Linked DNA regions of Homo sapiens: region 2 is linked to region 1. The links are chromatin loops, found by intact Hi-C in ENCODE. Cell type or tissue: MCF 10A. All regions are shown on one strand. Links, peaks and the distances in the headings refer to the core of each region. The heading gives the core; the rest is flanking DNA.

Evidence for each region. Peaks named below come from ENCODE experiments on the same cell type or tissue, not always from the same donor. Only the 100,000 strongest peaks of a DNase experiment are listed, where the experiment ranks them.
Region 2: it touches region 1 in a loop (3-fold over the local background); 4 of 110 quality-filtered maps call a loop at or near these places.

What each region holds. Positions count from the first base shown.
Region 1 is chr21:18,379,412-18,392,490 of GRCh38, reverse strand. It overlaps TMPRSS15 (transmembrane serine protease 15), which reads left to right. Exons shown (of 25, transcript NM_002772.3): 4 at 8,713-8,864. Among named protein-coding and RNA genes, the nearest start is that of TMPRSS15, 18 kb to the left of the region's middle. In MCF 10A, for the core only: CTCF peaks have their summits at 4,302 (motif pointing left) and 7,513 (motif pointing left); no DNase peak of the experiment used is centred there.
Region 2 is chr21:18,485,665-18,498,743 of GRCh38, reverse strand. It overlaps a transcript of TMPRSS15 not described here. Among named protein-coding and RNA genes, the nearest start is that of TMPRSS15, 88 kb to the right of the region's middle. In MCF 10A, for the core only: no CTCF peak of the experiment used is centred there; a DNase peak (open chromatin) is centred at 5,083.

The sequences.
Region 1 (13,079 bases), core at 2,521-10,520:
ACGATGAAGTCCAGGTTGAGGTGATCTCAGATGGAGATCAGGAACTTATTGGAAAAGGGACCAAAGGTTATTCTTACTATCCTTTAACAAAGAGATTGGCAGCATTTTGCCCCTGCCCTAGAGATCTGTGGAATTTTGAACTTGAGAGTGATGATTTAAGGTATCTGGCAGGAGAAATTTCTAAACAGCAAAATTTTCAACAGGTGACAGAGTATAAAAGTTTGGAAAATTTGCAGGCTAACTATGTGGCAGAAAGAAAAACCCATTTCCTGGGGACAAATTGAAGCCAGCTACAGAAATTTGCATAAGTAATGAGGAGTCAAATGTTATTCGCCAAGACAATGGTGAACATGTCTCCGTGGCATGTCAGAGTTCTTCATAGCAGGACCTCCCATCACAGGCCTGGAGGCCTAGGAGGAAAAATGGTTTGTGGATGGGGCCCAGGACCCCACTGCTGTGTACAGCCTTGGGGCTTGGTGCCCTGCGTCCCAGCCACTCCAGCTCCAGCCATGGCTAAAAGGGCCCAGTGTACAGGTCAGGCCATTGCTTAAGAGGGTGCAAGCTCTACACTTTGGCAACTTCCACGTGGGCCCGCAGGTACACAGAAGTCAAGAATTAAAGTTTGGGAACCTCTGCCTAGATTTCAGAGGATGTATGGAAACATCTGGATATGTAGGCAGAAGTCTGCTGCAGGGGCAGAACTCTCATGGAGAACTTCTGCTAGAGCAGTGCAGAAGGAAAATGTGTGGCTAGAGCCCCCACACAGAGTCCCCCCTGGGCTGACTCTGGAGAAGACAGCCACCGTCCTCCAGACCACAGAATGGTAGATCCACTGACATCTCACACCGTGTGCCTGGAAAAACTGCAGACACTCAATGCCAGCTGTGAAAGCAGCCAGTGGGGGTAGGGGAGCTGTATGCTTCAAAGCCACTAGGGTGGAGCTGCCCAAGACCGTCAGAGCCCACCCCTTGCATTAGCATGCCGTGGATGTGAGACATGGAGTCAAAGGAGATTATTTTGGAGCTTTAAGATTTAATGACTGCCCTGCTGGATTTTGGAGTTGCATGGGGCCTGTAGCCCCTTTGTTTTGTCCAAATTTTTTTCCATTTGGAATGGTAGCATTTATTCAGTGCTTGTAACCCCTTTGTATCTTGGAAGTAATGAACTTGTTTTTGATTTTACATACTCATAGGCAGAAGAGCCTTGTCTAGTCTCAGATGAGACTTTGGACTTTGGACTTTTGAATTAATGCTGAAATGAGTTAAAACTTTGAGGGACTGTTGGGAAGGCATGATTGTGTTCTGAAATGTGAGGGCATGAGATTTGGGAGGGGCCTGAAGCAGAATGATATGGTTTGGCTCTGTGTCCCCACACAAATCTCATCTCCAATTGTAATCCCTACATGTTGAGAGAGGTACCTGGTGTGAGGTGATTGGGTCATGAAGGCAGTTTCCCACATGCTGTTCTCATGACAGTGTGTGAGTTCTTATGAGATCTGATGGTTTCATAAGGGCTTCTTCCCCCTTCACACTCTTCTCTCTTCTGCCACCACGTGAAGAAGGTCCTTGCTTCCCCTTAGGCTTCCAACCTGATTGTAAGTTTCTGAGGCCTCCCCAGCCATGTGGAACTGTAAGCCAATTAAACTTCTTTATTTTATAAATTACCCAGTCTCAGGTATTTCTTTATAGTAGTGTAAAAATGGATTAATATACTGGCACTCTCATTTTCTCTCCTTATTATTGCATCCTTTCTTATATTCCATCCTCACAACCCATTAAGAACCAGTCCATGTCGCCTTCCCTGGGACACTTAACTGACACTCTAGTCTGGTTTAGGTACTTCTTCCCCCTGTGCATTTAGCACCATGTATCTACATTTAAAGTACAATTCTCACACTATAGCATAATTGTTGATTTGTCTATCTCCTTACTAGGCTAGGAGCTCTCTTAGGGCAGAGAATGTATCTTTGATACCTGTATTTTCAGAACCTAACTAATGCCCACCACAGCATATGTATTCTATAAAGTCTTAGCAAATGAATGAAAAATTATTTAGCAGCTGTTATTAACATAATGAATATTATGTTAGAGGTTATCATTTTTTCATTTAATCTTCATCCTATTAATATTATGTTAGAGATTAGCATCTTTTCATTTAATCTTCATCCTATGGCTATAAAAATAATTATACAGTTACCATGGCTTTAACTTTTTGTTACAAGAAATAAACTAACTTGAGAATTCTTAAATAGTTCTCCAAAAGCACAGGCATGTTACTGTGTGAAGGAGTCCCTTGACTTGAAAGGGTGGGTCATGGAAAGTTTTATGAAAAATGTGGGACAGTGTCTGAAAGGCATAGATAGGGACTACTTGAGTGGAGAAGACAAGGAAAGCCATTTCGGATAAAGATAAAAAATAACGTAGCATGTTGAGGATATAATAGAGCTGGCATTGAGGGCTACTAAGAAGATGTTGAGACATCATGAATGTGCTAAATATAAACCTAAGAGTGTGACAATGAACTCGTGCCAAATTAAAGTCATAGGGGACTGGTAGGACATTGGAGATACACAGTGAGCCTGACTTTATAGAAAGGTTAGTCTCACATCTCAGGTAAGGAACAACTGAATCAAAGATCCTAAGGACAAAATAATTGGTATCGGATCATCACAAAAGTTCTGACATCAGTAACAGAATCCTTAGTTTTAGTGACCAAAAAGAGGTAGGAAAGTCAAATCAAAGGTAAAAGAGATTATGCTTAGAAAAACAATGGCAGAAGGTCAAATGAAGCTTATTTAATGGTCAAAAGAAACCTCAGTGCCTTCCCATCTCCTGTTGGAACAAAACCTGATGAACATAGACTTTTATATATAGGCCTGGTAGGCTATGAAAATCGCAGAATTTTTCTTTGATATTTAGTAAATAATCTTTTATTTCTCTAAGTGGCAAATTCACTATATTTAAAATTGTAAATTATTTGAGTTTAGGAATTATTTCTTTCCCCTCTTTATAACTACCAAGGAGGCCAGTACAGTGCTCAAACCTTGATAAATATTTTATAATGATTCTCAAATAATATACTTCATCAGTGTAGAGATGGTTTCCCCTGGTGGTAGCTGTGCTACTATTAAATCAGAGGTGAATTTTTAATCTTATCAAATACAGACACAATGAAAGCTTTATCTTTTTATGCAAAAAGGTTTAATCTTCCTCCCTTCCTTCCTTCCTTCCTTAATTTACTTCTTCCTTCCCTCCCTGCCTCCCTCCCTCCTTTCTTTTTTTCTTTTCTTTCTTTCCTTCCTTCCTTCTTTCCTTTCTTTCTTTTTCTTTTCTTTCTCTTGTCTTTCTTTCCTTCCTTCCATCTTTCTTTCTTTCTCTTTCTCTTTTTTTCTTCTTTCTTTCTTTCTCTTGTCTTTATTTTCTTTATTTCCTTATCTATCATATCATTCTTTACTCTATTGCATATTTCTGACATCTTAATCCCAGGAGCTGCCCCTACACCCATCTGCTGTCTTCCTTCCTACCTACAGTACATAGTCCCTTCCCTCTGTTTCCAGAGTGTATAATCTCTTAGCCTCTTTCATTGGTCCAATATCAGAACTAAAAGGAGAAACACAGACATGCAGGAAAGGTTAATTATTTTAACTTTTTCAAAATGCTAATAAAAATGCGTACTTAGTCTTTATTTTGTGAGTGTAACATTACACGGGAAAGTTTTATTTTTTGTTGGTTCACTTTAAGCTATTTGTCTACGTTGTGGTGAATGAAACGAATTTCTCTTTTCTAGTTTTGTAGAGGATTGAGTCTGGAGAGCTGCAGTAAAGCATCAATTCAGATTTATTTCCAAAAGGCTTTAACCTCCTTTAAGGAGAGGTATTCTAGGTGCCTGCCTCTCTTGAATTGGGCTTTGCCTAGTGAAATCCATACAGAAAGCACAGTGTCCATTGCAGAGTTTATCAGAATAGTTTTGCTAATGGAACCCTTTATGTTTACATGTCTACAACATGCTGGATAACTTCACTTACATTAGGTTGGGAAAATTTGATGAATATAGACTTTTATATATAGGCCTGGTGGGCTACCAAAATCCCAAATTTTTCTGATATTTAGTAAGTAATCTTTTATTTCTCTAGATGACAAAATCACCACATATGAAACTGTAAATTATTTGAGCTTAGGGATTGTTTGTTTCCCCTCCTTTATAGCTACCTAGGAGGCCAGTACCGTGCCCAGACCTTGACAAATATTTTATAATGACTGTCAAATAATGTACTTCATCAGTGTAGAGATACTTCCCTCTGGTGGTAGCTGAGCTGCCATTAAATCAGAAGTGAGTTTTTGAAAAGTGCAATGCAAAGGAATTTCATAAAAACGTCTGTTAGATAAATCACATTGTTGCTCTTTTGGGAGACCTAGAAGAGGAGGATAGAAAAAGGAAATCAGGAGCAGGAGAGAGAGTAACAATGAAACACTTAGGATTACTTTACCTTAAATAATCACCTACAAATATACGTATTCCACTCATAGGAAACAGTAGAAGACTCATTATTAACTTTATAAATTATTTTAATTTAAAAATCCAATTGATAAAATCAGAAACAGAAATAACTGAGTTCTCACCTAACAGTACCTACGTCAACTGTATATCTATAAATCCTTTAAAATACCTATTTACATTTTTGTTATAGATTTTAATTAAACTCACACCATGTATGTGTATATGATCAAATTCTAGCACTCCAATACTAGATTTAGTCATTGAACTATTTTCTCTTACTTTCACAATATTTAATGCCAATCTCTGCCACTTACTAACTTGTATGATTTTGGGGTGTGTGTGCGTGTGTGTGTGTGTGTGTGTGTGTGTGTGTGTGTGTGTATGTGTGTGTGTGTGTAGCTACTCTTCAGGGTAAGCCAATGGTTTGGTCTATTTGGGGAATACTTTCATTCATTCTGCTTTGTGGAAAGTGCTTTCACCAGAACATTTAGCATTTGATTATTTTAATAAAGAACTATTTACCCTTTGTGGCAACATGCAGTTTCTTTTGCCCTTTGAGCACAGATAAGCCACAAAGTTAGGAAAGGAAAGACTTGTTTACTCAGCAGCCCTAAAGGTTACCAATATCATTAAGGAATATATGAGATAACTAATATTTTGCTCTATTATACTCAAGCTTTCTGTACCATAGTAGGATTTCTCTGCCTTAGAGAAAAACTGTTATTTTACAAGGACTAGTACTTTGAAATGAAAATGGTCATTTTTTTTAACCTAAAGGAAGAATTCTCATTTCATTACTAAACAACTAAACAGCTTCAGCTTTCTTATGAGGTGAATCACAAATGATTATTACAACTTTTTTTATTTCTGCTTTATCTCTCTCATCTCAACATTTCCACTAAATAAGAAAATAAATTTTAAAGGCTACAACTTTATGTGGATATAGGATATGCAACTCCTATCCTTGCAAAGTATAAATTATTAAATGTAATGCATAATTCACAACTAAGAGAACACACCTTTCAAAGAAAAATGTTTTATGCCTGAGGATGAACTAATCCAGTTACTTTCAACTCAGTGAAGCAAAATTCCAGATTTGTATTTTCTTTGCCCAAAATACCTTACCTCTTTTACTCCGTAACTCAAATAAAATGAAAGCAAGTGTTCAGTCAAATTGAACCGGTGAAATTACATAGAAATAAAACAGATTTAATCAGAATTTAAGTTTTCTGGTCTGCAACCAAAGATAAAATGAAGATGGGGGATTGGAGAGAGAGAAAATAATTAATATTGTTCACTCTCACTTCATTTTAACCACAATCAATCCTGTCCATTTAACTATCTTGGAAAGTGAGGTTGATTAGGAAGACATAATGTAAAAAAGAAAAAGGAGTAGGAGGAAAAGAAGAAGGAAGAAGAGGAGGAGGAAAAAAGGCAGTGCTCTATCTTTTGGAAGTATTGCAGAAATAAATATCTTTCCCTTCTCCCCAAAAATATCCAACCAGCTGTTTTTTTCATCTATTTGTATATAAAATTCTGCTAACTATGCAACAGAATAAAATACCTGGACATGCCTTTAGGGTAAATGTGCTGTAGCCTCTTTCCTGCTGATAAATAGTTCAGAATAGAATTGATAAAAGTGTTGTTGAGTGTGGGGGGATGGGAATTATATAAAAACACATTAGGGAAACAGATTCCCTAGGTTTCTTTTCTATCTCTGACACTAATAAGCTGTATAACCCTAGGCAAAGTTACCTACATTACTCTAAGCCTCAGTGTCCTCATTGCTAAAATGAAAATATTGGCCAATATTCAGCTTCAAAAATAGAGTAATTACCTTCTGTTCATATAAACATGGAATAGGGGCTGACAGTTGTATGCTTGTTAGAATTTTCAAAATTCCCATTAACAGAATGCATGACTAAAAGTGCCTTAAAAATAAGTGTTTATTGGCCAGGCATGGTGGCTCATGCCTGTAATCCCAGCACTTTGGGAGGCCAAGGCAGGAGGATCATGAGGTCAGGAGATCGAGACCATCCTGGCCAACATGGTGAAACCCCATCTCTATTAAAAATACAAAAAATTAGGTGGGCATGGTGTCGGGCACCTGTAGTCCCAGCTACTCAGGAGGCTAAGGCAGGAGAATTGCTTGAACCCGGGAGGCGAAGGTTGCAGTGAGCGGAGATCGTGCCGCTGCACTCCAGCCTGGCCCCAGAGAGAGACTCCATCTCAAAAAAAAAAAGTGTTTATTATCTGACATCACAAGAAATCTAGAGGTTTTAAAGGAAGTTAATTCAGTAGTACAATGACAATGACATAGTCAGGGCTTTGGGTACTTTCCTTCTTCTGCTACGCTATCTTTGGCTTATCAACCATGGCCTCACTCATGGTCTCAAGGTAGATGTGGCAGTTTCAGCAAATTATGTAGACCTAATAATGTTCAACAACGAAGGGTGGTAATCTACTGTGAGCTGTTCTTTTATTAGATATAAAAAAGTTTTCCAGAAGTTTCCATTAGTCTTCCCTTCAGATTCTGTTGACCAAGGCCAGGTAATACACCCACGAATAAAACCATGTTTGGTATAAAGAATGGTTAAAGAAGATGCCACCTTTCCTAAAAAAAATGGAGGCTTATTCTCCAGTAAAATTAGGGGTTAGCCAGCCAGCACAAGTGTGGAAAAGTAGATGAAAGGTAGTGTCTGTGACGAAATGTATCATTACCAAGGACAACAGTGATTTCATGTATGGGTAAGTTTGGGAAACCCTGAACTAAACAGTTACTAGGGAACCTTCTCATTTACAAGATTTGGCTACTATAATTTAAGCAAATGATTAGAAAGTTAAACCTTCTATCATTTTATATAATTTATTTAATACATGTGAATTATAAAAATATTATATCAAAAATATTATATCATCTTGTTCATTTTAAAAATGAAAGACCAGCTTCCTGGAAATGAATTACTGTGAAACTGAATAGTGCCATGGACACGAAGAAGGAATATACTCCCCCTAGTGGAGATGCTGATCTACTGTGATCTTTCAGGAATATTCTAGTTCTATATCCAGTCATGGAAGAAAAAATAACATTTACTGTAGGTTCTATCAAGATAGATAGATGGAGAGATAAATAAAGAATTCTACTGGACTTGAGAAAATCCTTCAACAAGCTCATAAACTTACATATATCACAAGAATATATAACTCCCATAATTCAAAACCAGCAAACATATCATGCAAAATTTAGTTTGCCCTAGTCTGTGTCTTAAGCAGCCAAGTATACCGTGAGTGCCTAGAGTTTATTGAGGGGTATAGAATAAATATCAGAGCTATAGTTTGTCTCCCAAGTGGTCATACCCTAAAATGATAGCATATGGCAAATAGAAATGTAAGCAGGAGGGCAAAAATCTCCCAAGTATCCCTATTCACCAAAAATTTATTCATTTTTCTCTTTCTTTACACTGAAAAAAAGTTACCTTTTAAAATGCATGGTACAGAGCAGGGGATAAAATCAAGGGGGAAGATGATTAGGGCTATATGGCTGAACTCTAATGCTATGTTTGGAGATCATGCAGGCAAGACAATCCCGACTCATGGACCTGAGATTGAATTTCTTGTGAATCCCTAATAGACCCAGATACCCTTGTTTTCTTTCTATCCCTTGAAATCAGGGCATATTTTGATATTTTATATTAAGCAAAATAGAGAAGAAGAGGGAGATATAGATTAGTTGCCATAAGCTTGCTATCAGGCCTTTTAAAACTATGTAGAAAAATTTTCTTTGAAACCAGTGAAACTACCTTAGATTTCCCCCAACTTAGAAATTATCCATGAAAAACTACAAATCCATACCCTTCTTTTCTCCAAACAGTAAAATCAGAGTAAGTGCAAAGAGACCACGTGATTTTAACACAAGGGTCTCAGGAACATCCTGGCCTGGGGATGAGTACTTGAACGTGGAACTCAGAAAACTCAGATTTCAATTTTGCATCTACTTTGGAGTTTCTCTTCTCAAAAAAGCATTTAGTCTTTCAATTCACTTTTTCTTTCCCTCATGAAATAAAGATAAGATTTGAAGTGACTACCTTACACAGGTATAATGAGAATTAGCAAGATGATAACTATAGAGAATTTCAAAGACATTTAACATGAATTGAACACAAATCAGTGGAAGATGGCTGACTTTTTCCTCTTATATCCTCTTTTGCTTTGCAGAAATGGCAGCATTATAGTCGTATTTGACCTTTTCTTTGCCCAGTGGGTGTCAGATGAAAATGTAAAAGAAGAACTGATTCAAGGCCTTGAAGCAAATAAATCCAGCCAACTGGTCACTTTCCATATTGATTTGAACAGCGTTGATATCCTAGGTATGTGTGAACATTATTTGATTTCTTTGAATCATTAAGCTATGAAATTAAAATTCTAGCAATATACCAGGGAGGAAGTGGAATCATGCTTGACCTTAGGAACATGTCTTATTGCCTGAGGTGACACATTTACATGAGAAAAGTGAAATCTGAAGAAACCGCATTTGAAGAAACTTATCAATGAGAAAAAGTTTATAAAATACCAAATATCAAGGAGATTCTGAGAGTGTTGGCATGCACAGAAGTTTGTGGGTATTATGCATTCCAAGGAGATTCTGAGAGTGTTGGCATGCACAGAAGTTTGTGGGTCTTATGCATTCCAAGGAGATTCTGAGAGTGTTGGCATGCACAGAAGTTTGTGGGTCTTATGCATTCCAAGGAGATTCTGAGAGTGTTGGCATGCACAGAAGTTTGTGGGTCTTATGCATTCCAAGGAGATTCTGAGAGTGTTGGCATGCACAGAAGTTTGTGGGTCTTACGCATTCTTTGCACCGTTCAAGCACACCCTGACTTCAGGAACTCTCTCTAGACATTGTTAGATTGTAAAATCCAGTGGCAAGGTCCGATTTCTAATTGAGGAGCTAAAAAAAGAAGAAAAAAGTAGAGTCAATGAGTTTGATCCCTTCCAGTTACCTATTTATAAAAATTAAGTATTAATTTTTAAAATGATAAATAATTTTAACATAAGAATAAACCAAAAAAGAAGAAATATGGAACATCAAAAATAATAAAAAATACGATTGTAAATGCTTAGATTGTTCCAAATTTTCCATTCTAATTATCCTTCATTCAATTCAATTCAACAAACACAGTGTCCTTATTGAGTATTGTTGAGAACAGTAGTAATTTGCCAAGGTCATCCAGATTCAATCCCTTACCCATAAACCTTGGGACCAAATACATTTTGGAATTCAGAAATTTTTGGATGTTAGAAAGTTAGCCAATACATAAATATCTACACCGAGGGGAATAAAGAGAAACTCTAAATAGCCTAACTATTTAATTAGTTCAACTAATTTTTGCTACAAAATGAGATCAATCGGTATGTTTGCCTCTAAATCAAATACATAAAAACATCCAGGAGTTTTCTTTGTTTATTTTCTAATAGTAGATATGAGATTGTAGATCTCTAGTTGCTTCTCTTCAGAGCATTGTTTCATCAAGCATAGTTTCCTCTTTGATTGAGTCTCCTGCAACATGTTGCAGCTGCTGTTCAGCAAGAAGATAAATTCTTAGTCCTTCCTCTACTGATGGTTTGGACGCATGTCACAGCTGTTTGAGCAGAGACTGTCTATTTTAAATCTTTGATTCAGATGAGCTGAAAACTACTACTGGCTATTATTAGCTAGAACAGGTGGTTTATCTATCAACATTTTTACTCTCTACATTAATCCTCTTATGTGATGTCATTACTATCCCCCAATCAGGGAGAAGACCAAAACACAGATACTTTTGGTAAATGGCCTTTTTCACACAGTCATTTAGACTTAGGCATTCTGACCTCTGTGGTCTGATCCTAATGTCTGCCCTCTTAACCTTTATACTAGTTTGTTTGTAATGTTTTTATCTTTGAACAATTTTAGTTGATTTTTTTCATAGTCATTTTTCTTTTTTGGCATGGAAAAATGAATATTTTCATTTTTTATTTTTTAACTTTTCAGGGTACATATACAGGTTTGTTATATAGGTAAACTTGTGTCATGGGAGTTTGTTGTATAGATTATTTTATCACCCAGTTATTAAGCCTAGCACCTGTTAGTTATTTCTCCTCATTCTCTGCCTCCTCCCACCGCCCATCCTCCAACAGGCCCCAAAGTTGTCATCTTACTATCTCTATTTGAATGTGCATTGGTTTCTGATGGTCTGTTCTGGCAAGCAAATTGACAGATATGCTGAAACTTTTTTTCACGATTTCCTATATTTGGATCATCTGGGGGAAGAGAGTTTGTGATTTTTAAAATTAAATGTTTATTCAATGAAACCATATCCTTTGAGTTAATTTAGAATTAGTATCACAAATGTAATAAACTGTTTTACAACATCAGCCCAAGAATATTCTCAACAAGTAGAAGTTACATTTAACTTGTTGAATTGTGTTAAAACACATTTATAAACACGGTACCAAGTTAATTGTAGGTATTTCAGTTTAATATCCATTTGTATCATGTGAATTTTCAAATTTATAGTTTTAAATTTAGTTAAGAATTACATAGATATCTTGAAGTTGTGTATAATACACTGTCAAACATAAAAAATTTAACCATATTATTTATGAAAAGTCACATAAATTTTATTTTATCTTCAGTGTCAACACTCTACCATGTATCATTTACAAAACTTCAATAGGTTTTATAGAACCAACACAATTCAAAAATGATGAAATGCTGAAATAAACCACCTAGTTAGTAGAAACGAATATACTTCTTAGCCCACTTATCATCAATATAGTCTTGAATAAAAACAAATTCACCACATGACTTTTCATGAGATATGCTTTGATTTCCTTTATATCTTGCATAGGTGAGTCTATCCTTTTAAAACTATCAAACATGTTAAAGTTTGAAGAAAATTGCCAGCTTTTGTCTTCTATGTGCAAAGCACTTTTTACTTATATACCACTTAGTTCCAAGGAAATATTCATTATGTGAAAGATTGTTTTGCAATTGTTACCTTCATATGTTTTAGTGTAAAACAAGTGGTTCTAGGTATGCCAAGATGTGGCGTATCATGTTATATTAGTTGGCTCAAATGTAAATTATTCTATAGAACTATGATTAATAAACGGATATCTTTCTTAAATAGATATAAAATAAAGCAAACTTTTTGCATAAGTAAACTGCATAGAGAGAATATGCAGACTCTGGAAATTTATCAAATGTATTACAACCAAATAATGAATAGGAAGGCTTAGCATGGCAGAGGATAAAATAGGAACTCCAAAGGATCAGATGCCCTTTGAATGAATATTCAAGGTGTACTCAATGTTTTGTAATGTATTTATATCATAAACTCATGTGTTAAATCAACTTTACGTTATTCCAGCATCTTTGGAGAATTTTTCTACAGTAAGCCCTGCAACAACTTCAGGTCAGTGTTTATGGCACTTTTAAAAATACAACTTAGTGATCATCAAACTCTATCACCTAGGAAAATATACATTTTTTTCTTGCAGCTATTTCTGAGGCATTCAGTCTTCATATCAAGTTGTAAGAAGCTTATATTGGTTAGGAATAACATAATTCGTAATATTACAATGTTCCTAATGCCTCATCACTTATGCCAAGGATATACATTTCCAATTTCAATGTTCCTTTCATATTTTAAACTTTATATACAAATATATATGAGAGATATATGAGTGTGTGTGTGTTACATATGAGAGATATATGAGTGTGTGTGTTACATATGAGAGATATATGAGTGTGTGTGTGTGTGTGTGTGTGTGTGTGTGTGTGTGTGACATCTCCATAAACGGCTCCAAATCATGGTGCCTTGGTGATGAAGCTATGGCACTTGGGAGGTCACTAAGGGTGAGATAAAGAAAGACCACTTTCAGAATATATTTCACTTTGGAAAGGAGAATTCAGACTTTATGTTAACTACTCTATTCCAGCATTTTCTTCATCCCATCTTTCAAGCTACAATTTCAAACTTCATAATTATGAAACTATGAAGATATTACTTTTGGTATAGTAATCATGACAATTTTTATAAGACTTGAAGTCTTATTTTTTAAGGCATCCTCTTTAGCCAGGTACTATATTTTACAAACATGACCTATTTCAATTATCAGAATGATTTTGTAGAGAGGTCGTAATACTTTTCTATTTGAAAGAATAAATTAAATAATAAGTAACATGCCCAGGGTCACACAGGTACTAAGTGTCAAACTCAGAAATCAAAAGCAATTCCTCCTGATTCCAAAGCCCATGGTCTAAGCATATCCCACGCTTCTCTTTCATATAACATCAAATTAACCTGGAACATTTACGTCTATGGTCATTATGAGATTAATGAATCCTCGCATTTAGTTATTGATCATTGAATAACCTTGTCTTCTTTAGTTAGAAAATAAAAGAGGAGTTAAAAATCTAAAAACCTCTGTGCTACAACTCTAAAAATCATCAAAAACATAAAAGATTTATTTTTAAATCCAAATACAAATGACATACTTCTAAATGGACACTAATAATGCGTAATAACTTTTAAAATTCT
Region 2 (13,079 bases), core at 1,692-9,691, 110 kb before region 1:
CTGTGTATGTCTTATCGAGGTGGTGTTTCTTGCCCTGAGATGAATTAAGGAAGAGAAGAATTGACTCTCTAGCTTGCCTTCCTCTGTGGCTTTGCTGTTATCTCTCCATCAAAGCTGGCAGCTCCTAGAAGGCAACCCTCTCCACAAAGCCTTCTGTGTCTTTGGGTTCAAATAATTTCATCCTGTTCTCACCCTTTGGGGCCTTGCTAAGAGCAATGTTATGAACTAAATTGTAACTCCTCTAAATTCATATGTTAAAGCTCTATTCCCCCAGTGCATTAGAATGTGGCTGTATATGGAGATAGGGCCCTCAAAGAGGTAATTACGTGAAAAGGAGGCTCTTATTATGGGCCCTAATCCAGTCTGACTGGTGTCTCTATACAATGGCAAAAAACGCAATTACTTTTGCACCCACCTAACAAGAAGAGAAGATTAGGACATGTATGAGAGACCACGTATGCAGTGCAAAGAGAATAGGCTATATGAGGTCACAGTGAGCAGGTGGCCATCTGCAACCCAGGAGGAGGCCTTGGGAGACACCAACCCTGCCAGCACCTTGGTCTTGGACTTCCAGCTTCCAGAACTGTGAGAAAATAAATTCCTGTTGTTTAAGCTACATAGCCTGTGATGTTTGGTTATGACAGCCCTAGCAAGCACCCTTACCACACTACCACTTTCGCTGTCCTGTATCCTGACCTCACATTTGTAAAGAGTCACTTTGTTACCTTCTCTTGAATTTCTCAGTTTGAATGTGCTATATAGTTCCTAAATGGATTCAGCTTTCCATGTATGTATTAGTCCTGGTTTTATAAAGTTTATGACAATGATAGTGTATTAGTTTACTGGGGCTGCCATAACAAACTGATAGCTTAAAACAACCTAAATGTCTCTTCTCATAGATTCGGTGACCAGAGCTCCTAAACCCAGATGTCAAGAGGCCCCTTACTCCCCCTGAGGGCTCTAGGAAAGAATCCTTCCTTGCCTCTTGCAAATTCTGATGGCTCCAGATGTTCCTGGGGCTGCATTACCCAAGTTTCTGCTTCCATTGTCAGACGTCCTTTCTCATGTATCTTCTCCCCTTCTCTTCTTTTCTAAGGATATTTTACATTGGATTGAGGGCTCACTCTAATTAATCAGGATTTTCTCTTTCAATATATTTATTTAATCACATCTGCAAAGATCCTTATTCTAAAAAAAAGTCACATTTGCATGTTCCACGTGAAAATATCTCTTGGAGGACTACCACTCAACCCACTACCGATAGAAAAATAATCTTCAAAGGGATTTAATATCATCTTGCCTGATGATGTCTTCTATTCAACGTAGAATCTCTCTCTCTCTCCCTCTCTCTCTCTCTCTCTCCATCGATAGTAAAAGTATCATAATTAGAATGTATAGGGTCCTATTTAATACAGAAGTAGAGTTTGGTAGTATGATTCTACATGACTTGCCTTCCCAACTGAACATAAGGCACGTGAGTGCTTGGGGCATATAAAAATGTGAACTACATTAATTAGAATACATAAAATATGTATTTACTATATGTGGACAGCCACATACGTAGACAACCATGGACGTCCATAATTTATTGACAAAGGTATAAAAAACAGTGTTTTTTTCTTTTTTATATTATTTAGTAAGTGAAATTGGCAATAGTAAGAGGATAGAACATTTTAACAAGTATATAGGAAACCATAGTTACTGAAGAAGAACAATTGGTGACTGATTCAGAGTATTTTTTATACTTACATGCAAGGCATTTATTTATCCAAAAAAAAAAACAAAGAGAAATGATTCTTAAGAATCAATATTATGAATCATGAAGTAACGAAAGTTAAAATTAGAAGGTTATTTAATGTAATCCTTTATTTTACATATGAGAAATCCAAGTGTATATGTATCAAGCCCTTTAATCCAGGCTTAGGTTTCCTATTGAAATTCCACACCACCTATGAACTCTTTCATGTTAACGGTATTATTTATTTATTTCTTCTTCTTCTTTTGTCAGTTGGGAAGGAGAACATTTGCAGCTACTCTTTTGTATAAAAATTTACAATGTCTAAAGGGACAGATATAAACACACAAGCCACAAATTGATCTCTAAAACCGTAGCTGGTCAATTATGGCCAGAGAAATATAAACCTAGGTACTTTTCATGTATTTTTCTTTTGAAAAAATCATTTCTCCCTGAAGACTTACAGTCTAAAGAAGTTCTCCCAAGTTTTTGAATAACATAAGGTTGTAAAGACACTCTTTTAAAACCTGATAATAGCACTTAATGAAGCCATTGTATACCAGTGAGCAGTTAATAAAAGTTCTGGAGCCACAATGTCCACAACAAAATAACTGGATAACTTTGTTGTTTTATTTGTATTACTTTATCTACATTATTATGCCCAACTTAAACTACCCTTATTTCTCTAAATAGGGGGTGAAGAGCAGGTTTGTCATTCTCTAACCTCTGAAACATTTAATTTACATGAGATGTGAGGACGCTTTACCTTTTGGTCAGACATAACCGTTTACATTACAATTATTTTGAAGACAGTGGACTTGACAGCATGTGAGGAATGTTTAGTATTGCTTCATGACTTTCTGGCTATGCATAATTATAACATAAATCCTGCAATTAAACTCTCCTTTATGAATTTTAAGACCTCTTTGGAAGATAGTAAACTTTATAGTTGTCCTTTCAAAAAGTAACAGATTTAAGATACTTTTAAAAAAAATTTTTTATATGTCCCCTTAATTTGTCCTTCCTCCCCGGAAGAATGAGACTCCAACACTAAACCAGTATGAAGTCTGATGCCTCAAGAAATGACCAGGCAGACAGAAAAACAAGTGAAAAAATAATCAAAGCATTTTCTCTTAGGAGGCAGTTAATATTTGGCTTATATTTGATTCATACACAGATTCAGACATTTCTATTACATTCATATTCATCAAAATGCCTGCTGAAAGCTGACACAAATATTGAACACTCCTTGAGTATTTCAGCAGGAGGCTGAAATCCATGTCTGACACTGTAGTGCAGTGATTTTTTATGTTGTGACTTGTGGCTCTCTAGGAAGATGCCAGACACCATATGGTGGTAGAGTCATTAAATTCTTCCCAACTGGACATGTAAGTTAACTTCATGCCCAATTCTTTATTTACAAAGAAATATGCCTGTTAAAGGAATTATGAATAATGACTTGACGACTCTAGGACCTTTATATACAGTTATCTTTGTAATAACAGTAATCGATACGATGTTTAGTATCAAAACCAAGGATATGTAGATAGCCATGGAAGTCACCCACATAACGTCAAGCCAAGGCTGTGAAAAACAATATGCCTTTGTTTTTTGTTATTTAGTAAGCGAAATTGGCCATGACAAGAGCATGGAACATTTATTTCTATTTGGAGAAATGAAAATAAGGTGATTTTAATATCTAAAGATTCCACATAAAATCTAAATACATTCTGGCTTCTCTTCATTGTGCTATGAAACAAATACAAATTACAGGTAGGAAAATTGTAGTTTTACATATTTGTGAAACTCAGATTATAAATACGTTCACAAAATGCCACTACAGTCTGCAAGGACTCTGCAACAGGACTTCTGCTTTTCCACCAATAATATCTGCCACTGACTGTATGTGTTTCATTGTCTTCCAACTCTCCAATCCAAATTAAGATTTTTTTTCTCCCATGCAGCACTTTGTACATGTCACTGGTAAAGAATATATACCTGGAAATAATTTGTGTTTGTATATTTCCAAGTGTCAATTAAATTCATCTTTGCACCCCTGTCCTATGCGTAACACACTATAAGCTCTCAGTATATTTTACCGAATTGCTGGTAAATCTAACCATGATGAACCTTATCATTTTCTTTTACCTGAAGACTGCCCATAAGCAGTGCTGAGATCTTGGGCAACTAACTCATTCTTTTTAGACCAAACTCCTGATCAGCAAAATTATGATGATGATGAATGATTGATTGATTGATTTTGCAGACATAGTCTTACTATGTTGCCCAGGCTGGTCTCAAACTCCTGGTCTCAAGCAATCCTCCTGCCTTGGCCTTCCAAAATGCTGGGATTAACCACACCCAACCAGCAAAATTAAATGTTTGAACCAAAACTATAATTATATGGTTCCAAGTTTAGAAAGTTTAGAACACCAAACGAATATGTAAAGAATAATCTTTTTTTTTTGTTTTGTTTTTTGAGACGGAGTCTCACTCTGTCTCCCAGGTTGGAGCGCAGTGGCGCAATCTCGGCTCACTGCAAGCTCCGCCTCCAGGGTTCACGCCATTCTGCCTCAGCCTCCCGAGTAGTTGGGACTACAGGCGCCCACCACCAAGCCCCGATAATTTTTGTATTTTTAGTAGAGACGGGGTTTCACTGTGTTAGCCAGGATGGTCTCGATCTCCTGACCTCATGATCCACCCGCTTCTGCCTCCCAAAGTGCTGGGATTACAGGCGTGAGCCACCGCGCCCGGCCAGGAATAATCTTAATTTCAAGCTAAATAGAATCATGGTCTTTGGAAAAAGTATTCAAGATTAAGAAAGACATAGTTTGTCTTCAAAACACCAAAGAAAATCTATATCTTTAACATGGGCACATAAAATCAAAGGCCTAGTGATTATTCTTTTTTTTTTTTTTACATTTTTTTTTATACTTTAAGTACTAGGGTACATGTCCACAACGTGCAGGTTTGTTACATATGTATACATGTGCCATGTTGGTGTGCTGCACCCATTAACTCGTCATTTACATTACGTATATCTCCTAATGCTAGTGATTATTCTAACTAGCAGCTACATATGCACTAGTTAGCACCACAGTGAAGGGCTAATTGGTTTGGGAAAGAAAGAATTACTCCGAACTGCCAAATGCATATGATATATACTGATTGGTGAAACAAACCTAGTGCATGATTTTGTCCCACTGTTTAGCTGTAGTTATTAGTGGCTGCCTACCTCTCCGCCTCCAGCAACATCATTGTCTCTAGAGCTCCTGAACCCATTTAGTTTCCATTCGCTGCTTGCCTTACTGCCTGCAGCTGTATTAACACATCCCAGAAGAATTCGTTCCCATCAATTACAGCAGAAGTTGTAGTCACTGTTCTGTGACACATCAGCACGACCGTGAGCAAACCGGGAAAAAAACAAAAAAAGTCAGCTCATGAGTCATTGCAATTAAGATACTGAGATATAGGAAGAGAAGAAAAATAAAAGGTGCTTCTACTTTGCAAGATGAATTATTTGATACCTAAGATGTTGCTAGACGCAGAGTATAATAACGCTCCTGGAATGATAAATGTACTTAGGGTTAGTTAAACTTTCGGAATGAGACTAAATGGTAAGAATAAAAGGAGGTACAACATTACAGAACCAGACTAATTATTTCAAATCCTTAATTGTGACTCCCTTGGGCTTTAGTCTTAGAAGGTCAGTTTTCCTCCTAGGAATCTCTTGTTAAATGTTTATTCGTGCTACTAGAAATTATGTGAAATGAAAAATGCCAGGCACAGATAAACATTGTGGTGTTACTAAGATTTGAATAATGGTGCTAGAAATGAAAGATAATATTTTCTAAATTTTTTATTATTATAATTACTTATGACTTACATGGTCTTACAAAATGTTAAAGGCAAATGAATCCCTGAAGATCACACAACTACATCATTTCATTCATGAGAGCACTGAAATGCCTTACCTCTAGACTCAAAGTACATTAGCGTAAAAGTGAGAATAGAAAGCTATGCAAATGTTTATTGTTCTTTCTTTCGAATTTTTGTATGATAATTTTGAAAATAAACATTTCAAGGGGAAAAAGGTTGCTGAGGTTGGGCTCTGCCTCTGTGTGTCGTGCCCACATTATATTCTAATAACCTGACTTTGCAAGAAATCACATGAGATACTTAGTTGATAATGGGACAAAGTATTTTATACTTGGACCATGTTGAAAATCTAGGACATGCAGCTAACTACAGGGGGAAATGTTAATAGGAAGATGGTATGAGCTATATTGATTTTATAGCCAGCTTAAGAGGAAGAGGCCCACAGCCAGTGGATGTCTCAAATAGATGGGCCTTCAGGTCCACATCTTGATCTTCAGGCTTTTACAGCTCACTAAAATCCTGCATTTTCTTATCTATGGATCAAGTAATAACCTATATTTCTTTGGATATTATTTCTGCTGTCCAGATCAGTGCCCAAATTTTATCCCATAGAACACTAACTCCAAAGGCTGAGAACAGTGAAAACAAGGGTTCTTAGTTAAACACTGAAAAATAAATCCTTTTGGAATACATAGTTCCTATTGCATACTGAAGATTCTGGAAGGTCCTGAGACTCCAATTTAACTGTATTTAACTCAGCATTCCCAAACTCTTTTCAGCATACCTGTCAATCTCCTACAGAGGGCTCTTCCATGGAACATCAGCTGAGGATAGATTACTTCATTTTAGCATTTCTAAGATAAATTTTTTTTTAACCTTTCAATGTAAGATCTGTAAAATTAGAGCACATCCTACAATCTGGGTATGGTGCCTGTCAATCACAGTCACTCAGGTGGTAAGCATGCTATTGCTGTGGACCTGTGAACCCATTCAAAGCTGTTCATTGTCATTTTAACTGAGTTATGTGTATTATTGGTATGACACAAGTTAAATTTAATTGCTATTGAATATAGCCTCAGGAAGACTTAAGTGCGTTTCAGAAATGAAACAATAAGTTTATGTGCATTCAAAAAGTCATAGAAGGAGAGCAGCAATGTGTAGGTGATATTAGTGGAAAAAAAACACTGCTGGAGGAATTCATATTCAGGTGATAAATATGAAGAGTTTTAGGAATAAGTGAATCTATTTTTAAATTAATCTTAAAATTTCTATTAACAAATATAAAACTAAAATTCTGAGTATAAAAACAGGAAAGCTAACATTTTACCTCCCATTTCAGAGGCTCCTTCCTTTGCATGTTGGTATAGATGGTGATAGTCTCACTCTCAGAGACTTTATACTCTAAGTTCATAGTTGATATACCTGAGACAATTATGATAAAAATACCAAGTTACATATTTTCAATGGCTACCTTATGTAATACACTAAATAAGTGCGAGGGCAGAAAGATCTGTAGGACAGAGTGAGATACAAGAGATGTGGAACAGTCAGCAAAGGTGTCAGTGAATGTCATTAATTTAGGTCAGTTTTCATGTCACTTTCTCAGGGAACCTTCCATCACTCAATGTAAAGTAGACTCCAGGTCACTTTCTATCCCAAACTCGGTTTTAAATTCTTAAATAGCACAGAAGCACTATTTTATACTTTCTTGCTAAGGCATTTAGAATGCAAGCTCCATGAAAGAATAGACTTTGCGTGGTTTGTTTAAAACTCTCTCTCCAGCACCTAGCACTTAGTAGGTCTCTGGCTCTTAGTAGGTGCTTAAAAATAATTTATAGAATGAGTAAATGACTCTGAATCTAAGAAAAAGAGTGACTGCAATAGAAATAAAAATAAAGAAATTAGTGAATAAGACATTTTAAAATATTTGTTTATAGGGCTTGGTAAAGGGATCTGGAAACAGCAAAAGCCAGATGAAAGAAATATAAATTACTTATAAGGTTTGGTAAAGGGATCTGAAAAATGCAGAAGTGAGATGAAAGAAAGACCCAGAGTTCCAAACATAGGTGGTTTAGAAAATGTTGTGAATACTTGCAGGGAGCGGGGTGGTGGAGAAGGACATCAGAGCAGTGAGCCTCTCTGGATAGGTAAGTAATGAATTAGCTCAATGTTATATTTTCCAAACGTGTGGTGAATGGGAAATAGTCATGATAGATCAAGTATGTAATTAGATATGGAGCTGAATTTCAGGTGATAACAGATCTTTTGATTAATTAGGATACGTTATTTTATGCTAGCCATTGGCTAGGTCTTGTACATAGATACAGTGACTAAGAGACAGGCCCTGATTTTGAGAAATTCATCAAAGTAGAGATAGACAAGCATATACATGAGATGAGTAAGATTGATTTATACTGATTCAACAAAACACTGACGGTGAATTGTCAGATAGAAATAAGAGGCCTCCTGGAAGACAACATACCCTGAGTATGTCAAATACTGAGTATTTCAAAGACGACGTACCCTGAGTATACAAAGACAGAAAGCTTGGCCTTTGGTAGAGGGCTATCATTTAGACGTGTCTTTCCTGGATTTATCACAGGAGAAGAAGATGGGAAAGCAGCAAGTAAAAACTGAAAGGAGTCACTAAAAGTGCTGTAAGACATCAAAGCCTAGTGTACCACACAGAGGACAGAAGGATATGTGTATCCACTTTTTTTCTTACAGGGCTAGGCATCAGTGGAAGCTTATGAAGGATATGGCAATGGCCAGGAAACACTTCACTATGGCACAGAAGTAAGAACAGACACAGCTAACTTTGCAATCACTCCCTCTTGTAATTCCATCTTAGCCATCCTTTGAGTCAACTAGAGTAGGAGTCCCTAACCCTGGCCATGGGTCAGTATTTGTGCATGCCTGTTAGGAACTGGGCTGCAGAGCAGGAGGTGAGCAGCAGGCAAGAGAGCATTCCCACCTAAGCTCTGCCTCCTGTCAGAGCAGTGGCAGCATTAGATTCTCATAGGAGAATGAACTCTATTGTGAACTGTGCAAGCAAGGGATCTAGGTTGTGCATCCCTCTGAGAATTTAACTAATGCCTAATGATCTGAGGTGGAACTATTGCATCCCCAAATCATCCCCCACCTCTACCCACTTCACAGAAAAAATGTCTTCCACGAAACCTGTCCCTGGTGCCAAAAATGTCGACCACTACCTTAAAGTCTCTGGTTCAGAGATTCTTCCTTTTTGTGGTCTTCTGTCCCCAAAATGTCCCCTCTCAAATTACATGGCCAGTCATCATAATCCCTGAAGTACCCCTGATTCCTTTCTGTTCTTGCTTTACTGGACTTGATATGGTTTGGCTGTGTCTCCAACCAAAACTCACCTTGAATTGTAATAATTCCCACGTGTCAAGGGCAGGGCCAGGTGGAGTTAATTGAATCATGGGGGTAGTTTCCTCCATACTGTTCTCGTGGTAGTGAATAAATTTTAGGAGATCTGATGGTTTTATAAATGGGAGTTCCCCTACACAAGCTCTCTCACCTGCCACCATGTAAGACGCGACTTTGTTCCTCAATTGCCTTTCGCCATGATTGTGAGGGCTCTCCAGCCATGTGGAAGTGTGAGTCAATTAAAGCTCTTCCCTTTCTAAATTACCCAGTCTCAGGTATGTCTTATTAGCAGCATGAAAACAGAACTCTTTGGCAAAACCATAATGATGGTTAAATTCAACAATACAGCAACTTCTGTGTCTACTTCATATCTGCATCTATCTAGCAAAGTAAAGGTGAATAAAAAAATACACTGACTGCTGTCACTATAAATTAATAGCAATAGACTTTAAGCAAACCTTTAATGCTGGCAGACGTCACATCACATATTGTTGGTATGTTCATGCCTCCACATTCTCAATAGTATTTGACACGCTCTCTCTCCTCGAGCTTCCAGTATCACACCCCTACCTTTGTCCCAGTTGCTGATTGTGCTTGCTGTTTCACTGAGAAAACTGAAGCAATCTGAAAAGAGCTTCCACATAACCAATCACAACACCTATTCACCCATAAGTCTGCATTCACTTCCCTGCCTTCCCACTTCTTAGAGTCAGGTCTCATCTTCTCTTGCCAACTTAGGGATATAACACCAGAATTTTTTCCTTCTGCTTTCTCCTACATACTCAATATTTCACACTCTAATTATTCTGATTCAGATACAAACATGCTGATCATATGTCTCTGATTTGAAACTTTCCCCACTATTACCTGACTTATTTGCTATCCTTTGCAGCAAAACTCTGCAAAAACATTGTCTCCTCTCACTGTTTTTAAGTCCTCTTCTCACAATCTCTCTTAAATTTAACTGAGACTGTGCCCATGATTTCACTGAAACTGCCTTTGATACTATCCCTAACAACTTTCATATTGCCAAAAGCAATGGTACATTTGTGTTTCCTATTCTACTTGACTGATCATCAGGATTTCACTCAGCTGAGCCTTCATAGGCATAGTTTTTTCTCTTGATTTGTAAGATACAAGATTCTCTTCATTTTTCTCCTGTCTCACTGATTGCTATTCCTTAGTATCTTTTTGTTTCCTCCTCTTTGTCTCAATCTATCAATTTTGAATGTCCTAGGTCCTTACGATGGACCTCAAGGTCTTATATAATCTGTCAAGCTAATGTTCTCTGTCATCAACTCCTATTATTCTCTCTTTAACTGGCCCACACCAGCAACTCCCAGTCCCCTTGCTATTACTTAAACTCATCAGGCATGCTTTCAACTTAGTGTCTTTTCTCCAGCTGTTACCTCTGCCAGAAATGCATCCCTGTATAATTTCATAAATTCTTTATCAAATCATCTTTTTGCTTAAGATTTACATTCTCAATGTAGTCAATTATAATACCCTATTAAATACTGTAACCTTCTCAGCCCTCTTCAAATACCCCTGATTTTCTTTACTGTGATTTACTCTATTTCCAAAACTGCCAGCTTCTAATATTCTATTATCTGTATTTATTTATTATTTATTGTTTAGTATTTATCCTCTCCTTCCCATTATAATTTACCTATCAAGATAAAACATTGTTTTTCTATTTTGTTCACCAATATATCCAAAACATCTAGTGATGTGTTAATTACACAGTAAGAATTAAATAATTATATTCTGGATAAATAATGAAGGAGAGAATTGATAGAAAAAGTCCCCTAGGCAAGTAAGGGAGGGAATAATTTCAGGCACATAAGTGGAAAGACATTTTTACCGATAACAATGGAAAAATAAATATAGTGTCGTTGTGGCTACAGATGGGAGTCTTCATATTTTAATATAAGAAATTGATAGATCTTTTTAACCTAATCTTGTTTTATTCCAAGTGAAGTAGTTGGGCAAGAACATCAGCTAAAAATGAAAGTTGAAAGATCATGGAAAACAACTGTGAAGACACAGTGAATAATTAAAATTGCCACTGGGGAAATAGAAAAAAAAAAAAGTTCACCAGTTAGCAAATTCTTTCTCAGAACCACTGAGGAGACTGCAGAAGTTATATGTAGACTGTACCAGTTCAAAGGACTCTTCTGTATTTTCCCTTATGAAAGTGGGCATTCTGCTGTTGTAGTGGAAAAGGAGACAGTTTTTATTAACCAATACTCAGAGCTCTGATTTTTTCATGTTGTGAAAATCAAAGGATGCAGATGCTCTAATGAAAATGGTTGAAATGACACAGAAGATCACACTGTTGTCAAAGGAAATATGCCCTAGATTAAGGGACAAATGATAGCCAGAAAGGCAAATAGGTTATATTTCGAAAACAAGGTGTTGAAATTTGAGATAATAAGTATAAGAGCCCTAGATAAAGGAGCATGGCCCAACCTAGGATCATTTTAGAAGCAGAGTGAAACTGAAGTGAAAGTTGATGATTTCAAAAGTTATGCTAATAGAGTATTTGGTAGATCCTATTTATGTATATTGAAGTAATCCAATACGAATTTAGAAAAGAAGAAATGGAAGAATCAAATGACTGTTATCCAAGTGTGATATTCCTCAATCTCTTTGGAGAAATGATCACTATATTATGACAACAAATACCCACAGCTGGTGGTATTATTACTGAGCATGAACTTCCAAGAGATTGTGCAAAATGTTGCACCGAAGTGTTTGAAAGTAGAAATAGGAGACCCGCAAAAAAAAAAAAATGCTGAAATGATTTAGTCCCTTCATTGAAGATGGGACAGGAAAATGAGTAGCCACAATAAAAAGGTTTAAGGGAAATGCCATTTTCGGGATACATTTGGAGTTCAACTAATACACAATGGTTCAGAAAGTACTCTATGAAAATGTGGAAGAAATTGAAGTATTTTGTTTTTATATTGACTTTCATTTTTATATTTATCAGAAAATGTGCTTCCAGGGAGTATAATAGGAATGATCGGGAAGGATGTTAACAATGGAAGGATAAGTGTTGTAGAGAATGAAGTGCATTTTAAAGTAACATTCAGCCGAGGCCATTGGTGACTTGCTTGCATTTTGTTTGTTACCAGAGAGCAAGAAAATGGAAACATGTTCTTCTACGAACTGTGGAACAAGGAGGGATCTCAGAAGACATGTAGTAACTTCTTTTAATAACTACCTGTGTCACTTTGGGCAAGGTGCTTATCCCCCTTAAACTTCAATTCTCAAGTTTTCAAAATAATAATAATACCTCACAGAGTTTCTATGCAGAAAAAATAAGATAACCTATGTCAGTATTTTTCCTGGAACAAAATAAGAGTTCATTATATGTTAGCCTATAACATTTAACACTATAATACTACTAGCAATACTTTAAAAACTTGAGTCCAATCCTAGAATCAAATGGCTTCCCCAGGAATTTCTTTAAAATACTTAAAATGGAAATAACACAGATATACAGAATTTCCAAATGTTTTTGAATGATCTTCCAGAGTTACAAAAGTTCATGAAGCTATCATCTTGAGATTAATATCTGAAAAGTTGTGAGACAAAAGGACAGTTACAGATCTGTCTTAGAAACAAAATATTACTCAATTAGGCCTAAGAATATATATAAATGATAGGATTTGGCTGTGTTCCCACACAAATCTCATCCAGAATTGTAATAATCTCCACATGTCAAGTACGGGCCCAGGTGGAGATAATTGAATCATGGGAGCAGTTTCCCCCATACTGTTCTCGTGGTAGTGAATAACTCTCACGAGATCTGATGGTTTTATAAATGTGAGTTCTCCTGCACAAGCTCTCTTGCCTGTCACCATGTAAGAAGTGAATTTGCTCCTCGTTCGCCTTCTGCCATGATTGTGAGGCCTCTCCAGCCATGTGGAACTGTGAGTCAATTAAACCTCTTTCCTTTATAAATTATCGAGTCTTGGGGTATGTCTTTATTAGCAGTGTGAGAACAGACTAACACAATAAAGAATTACAGTAAATTATGACAAAATATGGCTTGTTTCAGGAATTC